Regions from separate parts of the Homo sapiens genome. Here region 1 is linked to region 2. A link is a loop called in an ENCODE intact Hi-C map of the cell type or tissue named here. Cell type or tissue: endothelial cell of umbilical vein. All regions are shown on one strand. Each heading gives the region's core, and the rest is flanking DNA. Links, peaks and the distances in the headings are about the cores only. Region 1 overlaps MAP2 (microtubule associated protein 2). Region 2 overlaps MAP2 (microtubule associated protein 2).

Region 1 (8,348 bases), core at 280-8,279, 52 kb before region 2:
GTGTGTGGCTCACAATAAATACTCAAGAACTACTGGTTTCTGTTCTGTAGGTCTACATTCTCGACAGCCCACCTACCAGTTTTATTATGGTTTGCTGCATCAAACACATATGTTTGCTTTCAGAACTTAGTCATCCATATTTTTTTAATATAGCAAATCTTCAATGTTCAAAATTAGTATAGCATGTTTGAATTTAAACACTTGTGATTGAAAGAAGTGAAAATCCAAACAATGCTTTGGGCAAGGCAAATGCTATGCGGGAGAAGATCATTAGAAACAGCTTGTCATGTACATGCACAGTGCCCCTTGGCACTGTTTTAAAAGTGGTTTTACATATGGCAAGGGATCTTGTATATTTATCTAGCCAAGCGTATTATTAACGTGTCTTCTTTAGCAGTTTGAATTTGTGCTATACTGTAATTACGCATACATCTCCCCTCTCACAGACTTCTCTTCTGCCTTACTTAGAGGGGAAATTAAGTAAAAAATATATATAAACATATATATTATATATATAATTGTATATAATTAAATATTTTTTCTACCTTTTCCTGTATTTTTCTCCTGTAAAATAAGTGATGTCACTGAACTGCAGTGGGTAAGGGTAAAATCTCATCAGAAAGATGTCTTGTCTTTGTCACCAAAAGTTTCTCAACCTCACCCGCATTAACAGCCACTGCCCCTGGCTGTTCTGTCTCCATCATAGCTCCCATGCACCATGTACTTTCAATTCTGAGGTCAGCTAGGGGCGCTTGGTGTGGCTATACTAACTCCCAAGTCCAGCTTCTCTGCACTAATATACCTGGATTCCAAAAGTAAATACTGAAAGGGAACACCTTTTTGAGGGCAAAAACCACTTGCACATTATCTTTCCCCATTCATCTTCTCTAATGAACACAAACACGGTCTTGCTTTTGACAATGACTTACTGATTTTCCCATATCTCCTGAACATGCCCTTCAACTTGTCCTCCATATTGGAGTAGACTAATTTTGGAAAAATACAAACTTATCAGTATTCATGTCCCTGTTTAAAGGTCTTTAGTAACTTCCCGTTTGTCTTCTGGTACAAAGACAAATCTTTCTATGACTGACAAGGTTCTGCATGGTCTGACTCTTGCCTGTTTTCCTAGTCTCACTTCTACCATTCTCCACATTGCCACATTTTACCTCAAATACACCATGTTTCTCTTTTCTAAGGCAACATGCATTTTCTTCTAGTTCACATTCTCACCCACTCTCCCTCTTTCTGGTTAATTCTGACTCATCCTACACAGGAAGGGAATCCTTACTCAAACTCCTTCAGGTTCTTTTGCCTCAGAATACTCACTTCAGGTTTTAATTATGTTAAACCTATTAATACCTGTCTTCTCTACTAGATTGTAAGCCTTTTGAGAATGGGAACTGGGTCTGGTTTTGGTCACCAATGATATCCCCAGTACCTAGCATGGTGCCTTACATGTCCTTAGCTATTGAATTGTTAAATAAAAGTAGGTGCTGCTAGGGTAAGGGAGGAATATTAAATGGGGTTTGACCATTAACTGTTCTAAAATTGTAGGTAAATTTGGTAAAGAAAGCTATTATTTCAAAATTAATTTACTAAAAGTTTTTAAGAACTGTGGGAACTTTTTAACCTAGTACTTAAATGATTTTTCTCATGTTCCCAACCCCCCACCCCCGGCACTTAATAAAAGAATAAAGAGGAAGGAACGTGTTCTACAAATACTTTATTTATATTAATTTTCTTTTATTTGATATATGTTATTACCTTAAAAATATAGTTCCTTGAGAATGAAGGGTTAAATTAGGTTTTAAAATGCCAAATAAGTAGAAATTTTAATGATAAGGTCAAATATATGTAAACCTGGTCTCTATTAGTAGGAATTTCTAACTTTAGTAAGTCCTAACATAAGGACATGAAAATGAGATATTGTATTTTTGCTGCTGTGTTGAAAAGATAAATAAATCAAATTTTATGGTTAAAAGGAGTTTCACAGCCAATTTTGCTATTCTCCCCACCACCACTTCATCCCAATGATTTTCCATAAGGGTTAATATGCTAGATATGTTATGAACAGCTGACAATTACATATCATGTAACTATTGATTTTTTTAATAATAAATTTTATTTTGTATATATGAGGTTTACAACGTGATGCTATGGGATACATAAAAATAAAAGATGGTTACAATAGTGAAACAGATTAACATATCTGTCATCTCACATAGAAGTTATAGATTTTTAATTTTCATTTGGAGCCCCTCTGGGATGTTATTACTGATGGCCTTCAGAGCAAGTGTGTGTCTGGGCTGTTAGCCAAGGATTTAAGTTGGTGACTAGGTTTATTAAGGAGAAAATGGGTCCCTTAGGATTGTTCAAGGTATATCAACACCAAGCTTAAAACTAGAGTCAGGAAGCTGTTGAAGGCCAAGGTACTTGGCCTGCTGCTTCATTTCCACCAGAGTTCTGAAGGGTATAGCCAGCCCTGGGTTATGTTGGAGTTGTAAAGTGACACTTAAAAGCTCATGGTCAGGTGAATCTCAGGAAAAACGAGACCTTGCAGTCTGCTATTCGTTTCCAGAAGATTGAAGAGCACAATTCATCAAAGTACTGACAAAGGCTTGAGTGTTGAAATACCTCTTTGTGAATGAAAGAAGAGAAGTTAAGCACTAATTACCAAAGACCATTTGCCCCCTTAAACCTTGAGGGAGGAGGAAAAAAAACAGGATTGTGTAACACAGAGATGAGTGGTTAGAACTACTCAAAAAAAAAATTATTGCCGTCACTGAAATTGCTTAGTCATTGTTTTATATCCAAGAACAGTCAACTGTGAGTTGGTACAAAAGCATTATCATATTTAATATAATGCTAGCAATGAATTAGAAGGAAGTTGAGAGATCTTCTAGTCAAGTCTGTCTTATAGGAAAGAACATAAGTGGATTAGCAATTTTCAAACAATGTATAGGGATTTCTGATTACTGTTATGTATATATTTATTGGTTTTACATTCTTCTGATTCTTTCAACATCAGACCAACATCTTTGATGGCTAGGATTGCAGTCTGAGCTCCAGGAGCAGGACGCTACTCCTTGGTGACTTCATACCCTTCTTAAAGTATGTCACAAATTGTCCTCCCCACATCAACTATTATTGCACTTCCTGCTTAGTGTTGTGCTGTATTTTGGTCTGGTCTGTCTCAAGTACTTACTAGCATTCCTGGAACCAAGTTTGTTCATCCATAAATCCCACGTTTTACAGTGATTGTCAGGTTATTGGTGGCAAATAATTATACTTTGGTGAGAAAATAAGTGGTAAAAAAGTGGTCTGTGCCTTTCTACTCAGTGACTTTTAGAGGATTTTACTGATGAGTAGAAATGTTGCTTTCCTTCATTCTTCTTAGTATTTTAATATAGATTAATTAAATAATGAAAATCCATTTGTTAAAGAGTTAAGGTCTTGAGGGTGAAGAGTCTACAGCAGGACCTAGGAGGTAGAAGGAGGTATAGTACCCTATATATTTAAAAGTTTGCTTTTGTCACATATGTTTTCATTAAGAGACCTGTACAATTTTATATTATGATTTATCACCCCCAAGTGTCTAAATTTTAATTTAAAATTTTATACTTAGGGGTATAGAAACAGATAAAGATAAAACAGAGATGTATAGTTATCTACTCTTACAGTTTTGGCCTGCCAGGCAAAAAGTTACAGGAATTATTAATAGAGATCTCTGAAGTGTTTATGAGACTAGTTTGTGATATATTTAATAAATACCTTAGATATGAAGTAACTAATGAAAAATTAGAACTTAGGAAATAGAACTAAAATTATTTATCACTGTCTTAATAGCACCTTATTAAACAATGACTAAATACATATTTGTATCCTTGTATTTTACAGCATATATTTTAAAAAAATTATCACATATTACTTCTTAAGGTTTCACTAGGAGAAAATGTGATTATTTCTAGCTTACTGTATTTATTTGCCTTATGCAATCTTTGTCTATTTCTGTGTGGTTTCACCACTTAAGGATCTACTCCGCAGTGCTCTACTCACATTCCACAAACCTGATTCATGTTGTTTTCTAACATTGAACCGATCTGAGGAGGCAAACTTTAGAAGTAGTACTCATTACCTTAGATGCTCTCTATAGTGGTTTACCAAGGGGAGCTTGAGATATGGGCATACTGCCAGGTGTTGAACCAAAGCAATTTTGGCTACAACTGATTTGTGGTTTAATCTTTGTAAATGTACTTAACTTTGGTCTAAGTTTTAGGAAGTCACTGCAATTCAATGGAGCCAAATGTGTAAGTGCCTAAAGACAATGACTTTACTGCATGTGTTTTGTCAGTTGGATTTTTTTTTCTTAGATAGTGAAAGTTATGAGTCCTTTGTATAATTTATGTTACAGCATGATAGGAAGGCAGTTATATCGCTGTTAAAATAATTATTTATTGCTTATTCCACCAGCCCAGGAACAATGCACAGTCTATAAAAGCAGATTCTCAATGCTGGTTTCTGACAAATAGTATTCCATTACATTCTAATATAATAGTATGGACCATTATATTCCATAATCTCCTGCTTTGAAGATCAGTATTGTTATAAGAAAGAAAGAGAGGGGAGAAGTATATTATATATGAGTGTGTATGTGTATGTATTACAAAAATTAACTGTTCGTATAAGTAACAAAGTATAACTTTATTACACCACAAATACTAGGACAAATGGGTGCTACTTAAAGCTCGAAATGGGTGATTTTCAGGCAAATAAAATAAAACCGTATTTTACTACACAGTGAGTAAAATACATGGAGATTGTTACTATATGCATACATATATGCAAACAATTTAAATCTATAAATAGGCATGAGGAAAACATATATATTTTTCTCAATTCAACAATATTATTTCTGAATCCAATTTGGTCAGGATTTATCTTCTCCCTCCTGCCAGAGATAATTTCAAATATCTTTTTCACTTTTTGCAAGTAATGGGTTTTCACTCTAGTATTATTCTTGATTGGGTGAAAGCATTTTTTTCCTACCTAATAATTTTCTATGTGTATGAAGAGGAATGAGTTTTAGCTCCATTTCTTGTCTTAATCCTGCAGTCTGGAAAATTGATTTATAGTTAGATATCTTTAAACACAATCTGTTACAGTAAAGTAATTTGCTCCCGTCATGAAGTTTACATAAAAATGGTAACATCCTACTGTGTGTTTATACACGTACACAAATCACAAGTCAGTGAATGTAAAACCATCTTCTGATCAGTTCTTAAAAATGCATACTTGTAAGATTTTGTCTTTACTCATGGTAAAAATATATAAACTGTGTATAGAGTTCTCCTCTTGTTTTTATTTATTTAAGCCACTGTATACAACTCTGAACTGAAAGGCCAAATACTCCCTTTCATCTCTGCTCAGTGCAATTGTCCTGAAACTGCATTACTTTATAACATTAGGGAAAAACATAGTATTTGAAAAAATAAAAACATTTAGAAATAAATGTTTAGCAGAGATATTACTATTTCATCTAAGGGTACATATGAGAGGAAAAGCCTCATAAAATGTAAAATCAGAAATTATATAAAATAGTGAAGTACAGCTTAGGGGTCAAATCAATATTGTTATGTTCAAGTAGGAAACAACCATTTTTTGTTTGAAGAGCAGGCAATAAAAAAATTCAGCCTATTTGAACTACTGTTCTATTAATGTGTCAATTTTAAATAAGCATCAATCTTTGTATCTATGTATTCTAGTTTTTAATGCATATTTAACTTTAACACTATGTAATTATGTCAACTTGTATGGAATATATTTATAGTACTTAAGTACAAGAAATATGAACACGGTGGATCACAGTTTAGCAGTATTCCAGAACCTTCTATGAAGAGTCTCTAGAAAAACTGTAAATTTCTTTTCTCTAGGAAAAACTGATGAGAGGTCAGTTGGTACATGCTGAATGTTTATTAGACAAAGCTTTCCATTTCTCTCTTTCAGAGAAGACAATTTTAATATAACTCAAAATGCTTTTTTAAATTTTAGATTGAATGTATTTTACTATTCTGGGAACTTCTCATCTTAAAAAAAAACAAAACAAGTTTCTTATCATCCAGAATAGAGGAAGGTGCATCTAGAATAAACATTTAGAAAATACTTTAAAAATGGGTATGAATTTTAAGCCAAAGCCTTCTCGAGACCATGATTGTGGATCCTAGTTTTGGAAATGAGAGTTCTGTCCATCTCAAAGTGATAGCAGTCACTTGGAAAGAAGATCTATTGACCTCTGACATAAGATTGTTTCCTATACTTTGGAATTAAACATCTCAGTAAACCGACGCTGAAGAAAGAGATCCATTTACAGAAAGTGGTAAATTAGTCAAACCTGTAGTAGTCCTCCCCACGATTTGTTTTTCTTAGTTTTTTTTTTTTTTTCATCATTCTGCTATACGTATAATTCAGGCTGTAATTTAGGAAATACAATGCTACTTGCCACTAGCCATCCTGAAAGTGAAATATAGTATCCTGGTCAGAGCCCTATTTCCCTAATGGTGATTAAAACTGGGCAGAAAGCCCAATGTAATAAAACAGTCTCCAAGCTTTTTCACCAACCTTGGTCTGGGAAAAGCAACATTAGAGGTTTTATGTCTTGAAAAATATACGACGTCCATATGATTAAGTGCTCTTCATTTTCTTCTCAACCACAGGGTGCACATTCAGGCCTTAATTGTGCCAGCTGTTCTCTTAACCCATCACCTAAATATTGCTTTTGAATATAATCCGTCTTGACACAAAGCCTTTTAAGTTTTCTTTATTACAATTGATCTTTCTTATACTAAATTAAACTTCATTTTCTCATTTGAGAAAAGTGAGCTCTTTGGAAAAAAAATAAAAACAGATTTTTTTATTCTGCACATGTAAAGGCAATTCCTTTTTCCTGTCCTAATTGAATTCAGTTAAGCATTCAAAACCTTCATCACAAAGATTGGCTGAGCTATTTTTCTTTTTAAACAAGGCCAAGTTTTGTTGGCACCCATGACGAAGACCATACTGTGAGAGGGCAGGCTGCCAGCAGGTTTAACATTCAAGTCCAGAGTTTGATGACGTCTTCCCCAAGCTTCATCAAGAGTCTTGCAACAGAGCCACCTTGCAGGCCATTGGTGTGCGTACTGCACAAGTGTTAGTTTCTGTGCTTTTCAGAAGATTTGGAAACAATGAAAGTGATCCATTCACTTTTTCATATACAAAAAATTAACGATGGAATTGGGGAAGCTGAGTGAAGGGTATGCCATAGCCTGGGCCACTTTGTAACTGCTTGTCAATCTTAAACTATTTCAAAAGAAAATGTTATATTGAAAAAAAAGCCACAAAAATGAAATATGAAGAAGTCAAACTGTAGTACATAAATATGGCTCTATTAAAAAAAATTAAAAATAATGACAATAAAGAATACATCATGATTTTTTTTTCTTTCCATTGCTTTAGCCACATGTGTGAAAGGTTCATGCTATTCCTAAAACCCTTTACAATTGTCTTTAGTGGAGGGCACAATAAAGAACATTAGGCTATTCTTTAACCAAAGGGAAATAATTTTAAATGGATATTTAAGTCTGTCTTAATCTCTACCTATGCTTTCTTCTCTTCCCCCTACCTCTCTCTCCCCTTCTCTGCATCCCTTCTAACATTTTTCCTTCTTTGTCTCTCCACTCTGACAGTTCTGATGTTGAAAATACTAAAGGTTGGGTATGGTGGCTCACGCCTATAATCCTGGTTACTCTGGAGGTTAAAATGGGAGGATCACTTGAGCCCAGAAGTTCAAGACCAGCCTGGGCAACACAAGTGAGGCCTCCTCTATACAAAATATTAAAAAAAAAAAAAAAGCCAGGTGTGGTGGTGCATGCCTGTAGTCCCAGCTACTGCGGAGGCTGAGGTGTGAGGATGGCTTGAGCCTGGGAGATTGAGACTGCAGTGAGCTGTGATAGGGCTACTGCACTCCAGCCTGGGGAACAGAGCGAGACTCTGTCTCAAAAAATAAAATAAAGATACTAAAAATACTGGTAGATTACTCTTATTCTATTGTATTAAGAAAGTGCTACTTGGGCTAAAGTTTTGTAGCACCTGATTAGGATCAGTTAGGTGTGGGGAAAATAGAATGAAAAACAAACAAACAAAAAATTCTGGTAAACACGTCATTATTGCTAGTTACCTGTAAGAGAATGACATCAATTTTAGTGGTTAGGAACCCAGCCTCTGAAATCAAGCAGTCCAGTTTAAAATCCCTATCATGCTATCTCCTGTGACCCTTAGCAAGTGACTCTCTGTGCCTGATGTCCTTATCTTTA
Region 2 (8,348 bases), core at 244-8,243:
ATCAAAAGCACATTCATGATCCATCTGAGCTGATATACCAGGAGATTGGGATTTTGTGATCAATAACACATTATATGGTCCATTCTATAGCATGTTTTAAAGGAGAAACTGTTTGCTAAATTCCTTAATTGTTGTTTTCATAGGTACTAAAGCTCCTATGGTATTATTTTTTCAATAAAATTATAAATACATAGCAGTGTAGTTCAGTTCAGTTTTGTAAGACTTCATATTAATTAAATCATAAATTACACAGAAAAATCTTTTGACAAGCCATATTTTTAGAGCTTTGGTTCAGAAAGTATTGTTTTCATAAATAAAATTCAAATGAGGGAGAATTTGTTCATTCACTTTTAAAGAAGCATCAAAGACCTGTGTCGAGCTGCTTCTCATACTGGATATAGAACAAGAGTCAGCATCATTTAAACCAGTGCCCCATTAGGATTGATGGGCCTCCTTTTTTTTTTCCACCAGCTAGATCTCAGCTGTGAAATGAGAAAAATATATTCAGTAAAGACAGTAATATAAATTCCAAGGAGCTAATCAGATTAGAAAGCCATGGCCATACACTTCTGAATCAAGGCAGAGCCCTGTAAATATGGCTAATGCAAAACCAATGGCACCTGTCACAAAACAGCATTTTGAACTCTAAAAACTAGAGTATCATAGATGCAGGAAAATAAAATGATTTGGAAGAAGTCTTGCAGGTTGGGATAAGAGAGACCTAAATCATATTGAAGTAGTTGACAAGTCATAAACCTCAGGTTGAGGAAAATATTGCCCCTTCTTATATGATGTTTCAAGAAATGTTTGTGACAAATAATTTTTAAAAATAACTTTTGAAAGTGCTGTATAATCAAGCATTGTATTTCTGATTGAGAGTTCAAATCCATATATGAAAAAAGTTTCAAAATAATTAATATATGTAAGAGGCCTGCACTTGTAGGTCTCTGCAGTTGTAAGGACGTGGCCTAAGACCTCAATCCAGGAAATTTATTTAAAGCTCCATATGGAAGTTTTTGTTTTTGTTTTTGTTTATTTACCTTTGGTAAAATCTTAAATTTTCTTCATTCAGGGAAAGTATCAGTTGATGCTGCTCCCTCAGTAACAAAACGGTTGCATTCAAACTGTTACAACTTACATAGAAAACCCAGAGCACTGAATCAAAGAGATGTCAACTAACTCATTGAAGCCCACAATTATTGGTGGTGGAGTAAGTGTAGTTGTGACTCTAATAAATTTACAGTTGTCTTTTCCTGTTTATGGTTGCCAATATTGGTCTTTAGATATGATGTATTACATACTTAAAAACCTGGTAAGGGACAAATTAAAATCTGACATTTGCATTCAGCTTAAATTAGTTAAGTCAGTAAATGGTTCTTCAGCCTTATTTCCTGCCATCTCTCCTCCTTTTATTCTCCATGTTTTTTTCTGTTAGGAGTGAATGCTTAGACCTCAGTTACTCAGAGCCGTCTTTCCTACAGTGGGCGAGATGCCCTCACTGTGCACTCCCATAACACCCCGAATGCAATCTCTCATGGCATTTCGCTTTATTCTCCCTCCCTAATCAACATGTTTTAAAGATTAATTAGATTCCTAGTTGTTGAAGTCAGAGACCACACATGGCTTGTCATTACTGTCTTTCTGGAACTTAGTGCGTTGCTTGATATAATTTTAGTGTTTATGATGTTGCCCACATTCACTCTTACTCTCATTGCTGTTGTTGGATTGCTGTTACTATTCCAGCGCCCTGTGTGCCCTTCTCTATTGCTGTCCTGAGTATTCCCTTTCTAACCACCCTGTCTGAGCTCCTCAGCCTACGTCTTCTGCATGCTGGAGGCTGGACCCAAATGCTAGGCCCTTCTCTTGCCCATCTCTTCCAGCCTGCAGGAGCTGCTGCTTCTCCACTGGAGGCTCCTGTCGTAATTCAGCAGTCAAACTGCAATATTTACTTTTAAGGAGCTTGACAGGTAAAAAGAAATCTCTTCAAACTGCATGAGACCTATTCAGCTCCATTTGGCTTTTTATTCATTTATTTTTCTCTTGCCAGGTGGTCCGAATCAAAGATTGAAGTGCCCTAGATTTCCAAATTTGTCTTTTATATATTCAGTGTTAAGTGCTTAGTGTTGTTTATAATTTAAACATAACTTTTATAAAACTCTATTTTGAAAAGCGATGACTAACTATGGATATACATAAAAAGGATGTTAGCAGAAATGAAAAGTTCCGTTTAAGTCCTTCTTAAGGCTTGTCTCATTTAGACAAACAAAAGTTACATTGTTTGCCTGCTCACTGATGACTGGTACCATTTTTACTTCCCCCATTTGCTAAATACTCAAAATTTATTTGAGCTTTTTTTTTTATTAAATGCAGCGAAACAATTTAGTGCATCAAAAACTACATATTGTGGTATGAGTAAATGTTGTTTCACAGCTTATTTTAGCATTCTAGAAAGGTTGGCATGGAAACCTTGAGAAGGCATTTTAGATGCTCAGTGATGCATAAAGGCATTCATTTTGAAAGTCCTGTTTATCTTATTTATCCCAATTTAGAATCAATTTTAATAGTTATTTGTATCTAATTTTAGAAATATGATTTTTTTCAACAGGCAGAAGTAGTTTCTTTAGTCTTTTTCTTTTTTTTCTTTTTTTTATTTTTAACACACATAATCCAGAGTCAGGGAGAGTTTTCAACAATTAAGCAATATAATTCACTGGATAGAGATATACATTGGAATCATTTAGATTTGGTTTCAAATGCTGGCTGTTAGCTTTATGATAATTGCTATGTTAGTAGCCTCGAAACATGAGATTAAACATTAAGATAATAGCAATAAAAGGAAATAAATAAGGTAATACATGCAATACACTATACAATATAATATGTTACCAGGTAATATATGTAACACACTTGCATAAAGTATACATTCATCAACTTTCATTATTATATGTGTAAAATAATAGAGCTGGAAAAAGAAAAATTCAATAAATTACTTTGACTCAGGAACCTTTTCATCATTCATCCTCTTTTCAGTCTTTCTGTCTTGCCTGAACACTGGGAAATGTTGGTTCAATTGAATCACAAGACATTCACTAATTTATTTATGAATAAGCTTCTATGGATTACAAAGGGTGTGAAAAAAGTTAATATCAATTTTTTTTTCAATTCATTACCTGTTGTGTTTGTTATTTGGTTGTTGGTGGATCTCTCTTACCCCATGATAATTAGGGACCATCAGTGTCCCTTGGGATCCAGAGACCTGGTTTCAATTTTTGTCTCGTCTGCTAAGCAGCTGTGTTACCTTGAATAAGGAAATTCAAATCTTGAGACCTGGGTTTTCTTGTATATAAATTAAATGGAGATGAGCCGTATTATTTTTAATATACGTTCTAGCTTTTATCCATATTTTTCCAGTAGGATATTAGAAATTAAATAAAGACTATTCTGTATCTACCATCTCTGTAGACATGCTCAGAGGTTGTCAAACATTTTGGAAATGACTTTTGTTAAGTGAATTAGCTACTAATTTTTTTAAAACTTAGAGTCACAAAACAACTAGCAAATAAATGACAATTATTTCTAAATTTGTTTTTAATATAGAGATTAATTTTTCATATCTATATTTAGAAATGACGTCTTCTAATTTTATCTAGGCATAAAACAGCTAAAAAACTTGATATAGTCTATACCAAAATAACCCAATAATAAAAGTAAGTTGTAATGGGAGAATAACCCAAAGGAGCAATTTTCATGTGAAAAATTTTCCAGTGTATGAAGAATTGTTATTCACGGAAGGCTAATCTGTTGGCAATGTCTGTTGCTGAGCTGAAGAGGGTTCTGACAAAGCAAGCCCATTCCTGCATGGACTAAGCCTTCGAGTGGCCTTGAATTAGAAAGGAAGATAATTCTGCCTCTGGAAAAAGATATCATAGTGTAGTTATATAGAAATTACTCCTCAAAAGTTCCAACCCTTCTAACTAAAGCTTTACCAAAAGAATCCCAAAGAAGATAAACTTTCAAAATTCCGCTAAATAAAAACTCCATTGTCCTTTCAAAAAACATATACATTCTCAGGGAATTTTGTATAGTTCAAGATTATATAAATAACTTTGTCCAAACTCTTAGTTTCTACATTTCTTTAGAATTTCTCTTTTTCTCCTAAGAAAGTCTGGGGAAAAAACTCTTCACTATAGTAACTGATTAGTTCCATTTCCTGTCATATTTCTTTTCTTGTGGTTGCTGGTTTCTAGCCAATTCTATTTTTGCATTTATTTTCCCCCATTACATTCTGTTTCTTTTTTTTCTGGGTAGAAGAATTTTTGTGTTTTTCATTTTGTCAAAATGGAATTCTTCTCATGTTATGTCATGATTTTGATATTTTCAAGCTTAAAAAGCAACACAGAGGAGGTTTGTTTACATAATGAAGCATATCATGGGCTTTTTACAGAAGGTCTGATAATTCAGAAAGTATTTTCAACTAGCAGTGGATTAGCAATGCCTACTTTTTTCATAAGTCCTATTCTTTTGAGCATAGTCAGCTTGAGGCAGCTGTGGTTTAAAAGAGGAAACTAGGAGTCTAGGAAGTGACCTCATGAAAATGCAGAAAATTAAGAGTTTAAATAGTAATAATATACAAAAGCAAATAGCATATTTCACTAAATGTCTGAGTGCCTGAGAATTCTGGAAGTGGAGGGAAATCCAATTTAAAGAATATAAAATTAATATCCACATGTGAGTACATAGAGAGAAATACAGAAGGGGGAGGCTGAGAGACCTTTCTCAGGCTTTCGTTTTTTGGTTTGTTTCTTTATTTTTTTCTTTCTTTTTTTTTTAAAGAGCACTCTAGATTTATTTGGGTAAAATACGTGAGTATTTGCTTAGGATATATGCATTTATAAATTTAAAAGAGCAAGGATTCTCCCTGGGGCAAATCTTTCCTTGGATCATTGAAAACTAACCAAACAGTGTCTTCTAACTAGATTATCTTCATACTAGATCCTTGCAGAAGTATTAGCTGACCTAAGTCCTATTTTTTGCCACCCTGAAAGTGAAAGAAGGAAGTGCTGCTATAATAAGAACTGTAACTAAATCTAACGGCATCCCTGTTTTCTGATGATGGTCATGTGTTAGAAAAGTTTCATTTCATACCTGAGATATAAGATGTACAAATGTCTTTCCTAAGCTTGATCATCCATGGCAGATCTATGATGGAATATAGTGGGGAATCTGTAAAGCTGACTGACTACAAAACCAACAAATACTTTTTCTTCTCTCCCAGATTTACTTAATTAAACCAGGAGACTTGTGAATATATGAATAGGACAGAGCTCCAGGCAGATGGACTTTTATGAATTCTGCACCCTCACTATCTGGAGCTCTTTATACTAATCCTGGCATCTGGGAGAAAAGTGATTGCAAAGTTACACATTAGAATTGTCTCATTTTCTTGTGGCAGTTCTTAGTGTGATATCTGGTGGACATCGTTCCTGTATCACCCTGTGTAGAAATAAAAAAGAACACTTAATCCTCACTTACTCTACCCTGTATTTTTCTCCATAGCATTTCTATATTACTGATATATCTGATATATTTTTTTGTACAATTAATTATTGTTTCACCTAACTAGAATGTTCATAGAGCAGGAACATTTTCTGTTTTGATCACTGATGAGTCCCTAACATCTAGCCAAGTTTTTGGCACATCATAGTTGCTCAATAATATCTGTTCAATGAATATGAATTTAGTCACTATTTTCACGCATACACCGATGCCTACTGTTGTCTGGTCTTCCCCTCGCAGCCGTGTACTCCGCCTCTCTTCTTTCTCACCACATCCCACAATTCCCATCCCACTAGCAGCTTTCTTCACAACAATGAGGTTACATACTTGATTAAGGAACCATCTCTTATGGATCTTTCTCAGGTGCTTAGTGTGACACCATGTGTGGCTGTGCCCTCTTAGAGGTGAGAGCTGAGCTCCTGATTTGGCTTCTTTATGCCCTTCCTTCATGAAGGACAGTGGTTCTCAGAGTGTCCCCTGAACCAGCACCATCAGCATCACATGGGTACTTGTTAGAAATGTAAATCTTTGGGCTCCACCCCAGACCTAGTGAATCAGAAATGTGTGGCTGCAGCTCGGTAACCTGCGTTTTGTCAAGTCTTCCAAGTAATTCTGATGCTGAAGTTTGAGAACCAGTGAGAAGACATAGATTGCCTCCTGGCTTTGTTTTTAACTTTTCAAAATCCCTGTAATTTCTCTGGGCATATTTCTTCAGGAGATCCAAAAAGATTCATATTATACGAAGTTCTCTCTCTAAATTAATGCAGGGGCTTAACATTTATTTATTAAATTATGGGCATGGTAGGCATAGATTATATGTCCCTGTAGAATCTTGCAAGGTAGAAGCCATCTTCCCCCCCTGCCCACCCCAGAAAATATGCAAATTCAAGTTTCTAGAAGACTGGGCTGTAATTCCCATTTATTTTTAAGTGTATACCTACCTCCTTCATCCCCCCAAACTTCCCACATGGTATATGTATAAATTCAACCCTAGAACCTGTTGTAGGTGAGCCACAGCTCTTCAGGACAAATACTCAAAATCAGTAATTGTATGTAAAGCTAAAAATTAAACTTCTTTAGAATGGGAAATATTACGTAGATATTATATAGTCTTCTTTCTTGGAAATTCTATGTAATTCTGTTTTAGAGAAAGATAGGAATGGTTCCTCACTTTAAAATTTTTATGTACTAAATCTGCTTTAATTTATAAAATAGCAATATAATGTTATATTTGCTTTTTTATTAAAACCACTTCTGTCATTTATGGGAAAATATTTCAGTTGCCACATTTCATTCTTAACTTGATTATAATTTGGTTAACATATTGACAGTTCAGCCTTTTGAATGCTTGACTTCTAGTCCCCAGACCTTTCACTGTAGCTGAAAGAGCATCAGAACTTGGGTTCTTTCTCAAAAGAGGACCTGGAAGAATAGCTGAGCCCATGTCATCTTAGGACTATATATATATACATGTATATGTACATAAATATACATGTATATATGTACATATGTATGTATATATGTATATGTACATATGTATGTATATATGTACATGTACATATGTATGTATATATGTATATGTACATATGTATGTATATATATGTGTGTGTGTATATGTGTGTGTATATGTATATATGTGTGTATATACATATATATACACACATATATACACACATACATATATATACATACATATGTACATATACATATATCCTCAATCATTTTTTCACATTTTAAAAAGCCTAATCACATATCTAGCCTTTTTCTCTGGGGAAGACCAATTCATTATAGTTCCTTAAGAACTTTGAGTCTGAACTAAGAATAAGGAGGTGCTATTTGTCTCTCAAATGGAGTTTGCTATAGTACACATTAGAACTGACAAGGATTTTAGTTAGGAAAAAAAATGGTGGTGTGGATGAAGCAGCAACAGTTATCAAATGTGGTGGAGAGGACACTAAAGCTTCCTTGCTTGCAATGTTAGAGCAACAAGGGCATTCCATTTTGAAAGGAAGTAAGCAAGTTTAGGAAGACAAACTCTATTGTTGTCAAGATTATAAATTAGCAAGGCATTCAGTCAAAACCGACTTATAGTTAATGCATTGTACGTCAATTAACATGAATAAGTAAACTTCTTAACAAACAACTGTATGTGTGATTTGATGAAGAGATGGTAACTGAACCTGTCAGATGAGGAACATTGCTGGGTGTAAGTGAGAAAAGCATATATCTCCTATGGAAATCATCGATGTTACTGTTTAGTCCATTAAAGCAACTCTTCAAGAAAAAATATATGGGTCTGATTATCACAAATGTTACTTATTAACATATCCAGTCTTATAATGACACCAGGTCTCCTAAAATCCCTTTATAATTATTCTAAAAATAGAATTCAATCTAAAATAAGTGGGAGGCAAGCAGATTCATCATTCACTAAAGGGCATCAGCAAGATGAAAAATGGTCCATAGAGAAGCAATAAATACTTTGAGCAAATACATATGTCACTAAGTACCTATAAGCTATTTATTTCTCATTTTAGCCATAACCTTTAATTGTACTCCCATCTGTCCTAGACCAATTACTCACGTCTTGACTGCTGAAGTCATTTGTTATAGCCCAACATTTTGTTCTTTCTTTTCTTTCTTCTTCCCCACCCGCCCGCCCATTAATGATTGTAGAGGAGAAACAAACTCAATAATTCTATGAGTATTGAGAGCAGAGTTTTCCTTAGGTATATTTAATTTTGACCACATGGGGAAGAATTACAAAAAATTTAAAATAACAGTAACTTAAG

What was found. Hi-C counts contacts between places; a loop is a spot of excess contacts. Peaks named below come from ENCODE experiments on the same cell type or tissue, not always from the same donor. Only the 100,000 strongest peaks of a DNase experiment are listed, where the experiment ranks them.
Region 1: a loop joins it to region 2, with 8 times the contacts of the local background. A loop is called at or near these places in 5 of 110 quality-filtered maps.

What each region holds. Positions count from the first base shown.
Region 1 is chr2:209,469,972-209,478,319 of GRCh38, forward strand. The region is part of intron 1 of MAP2 (microtubule associated protein 2); the gene reads left to right. Among named protein-coding and RNA genes, the nearest start is that of MAP2, 50 kb to the left of the region's middle. In endothelial cell of umbilical vein, for the core only: no CTCF peak of the experiment used is centred there; DNase peaks (open chromatin) are centred at 4,190, 6,580 and 7,050; H3K27ac peaks cover 3,198 bases.
Region 2 is chr2:209,521,690-209,530,037 of GRCh38, forward strand. The region is part of intron 2 of MAP2 (microtubule associated protein 2); the gene reads left to right. Among named protein-coding and RNA genes, the nearest start is that of MAP2, 100 kb to the left of the region's middle. In endothelial cell of umbilical vein, for the core only: no CTCF peak of the experiment used is centred there; DNase peaks (open chromatin) are centred at 4,382 and 5,112; H3K27ac peaks cover 3,227 bases.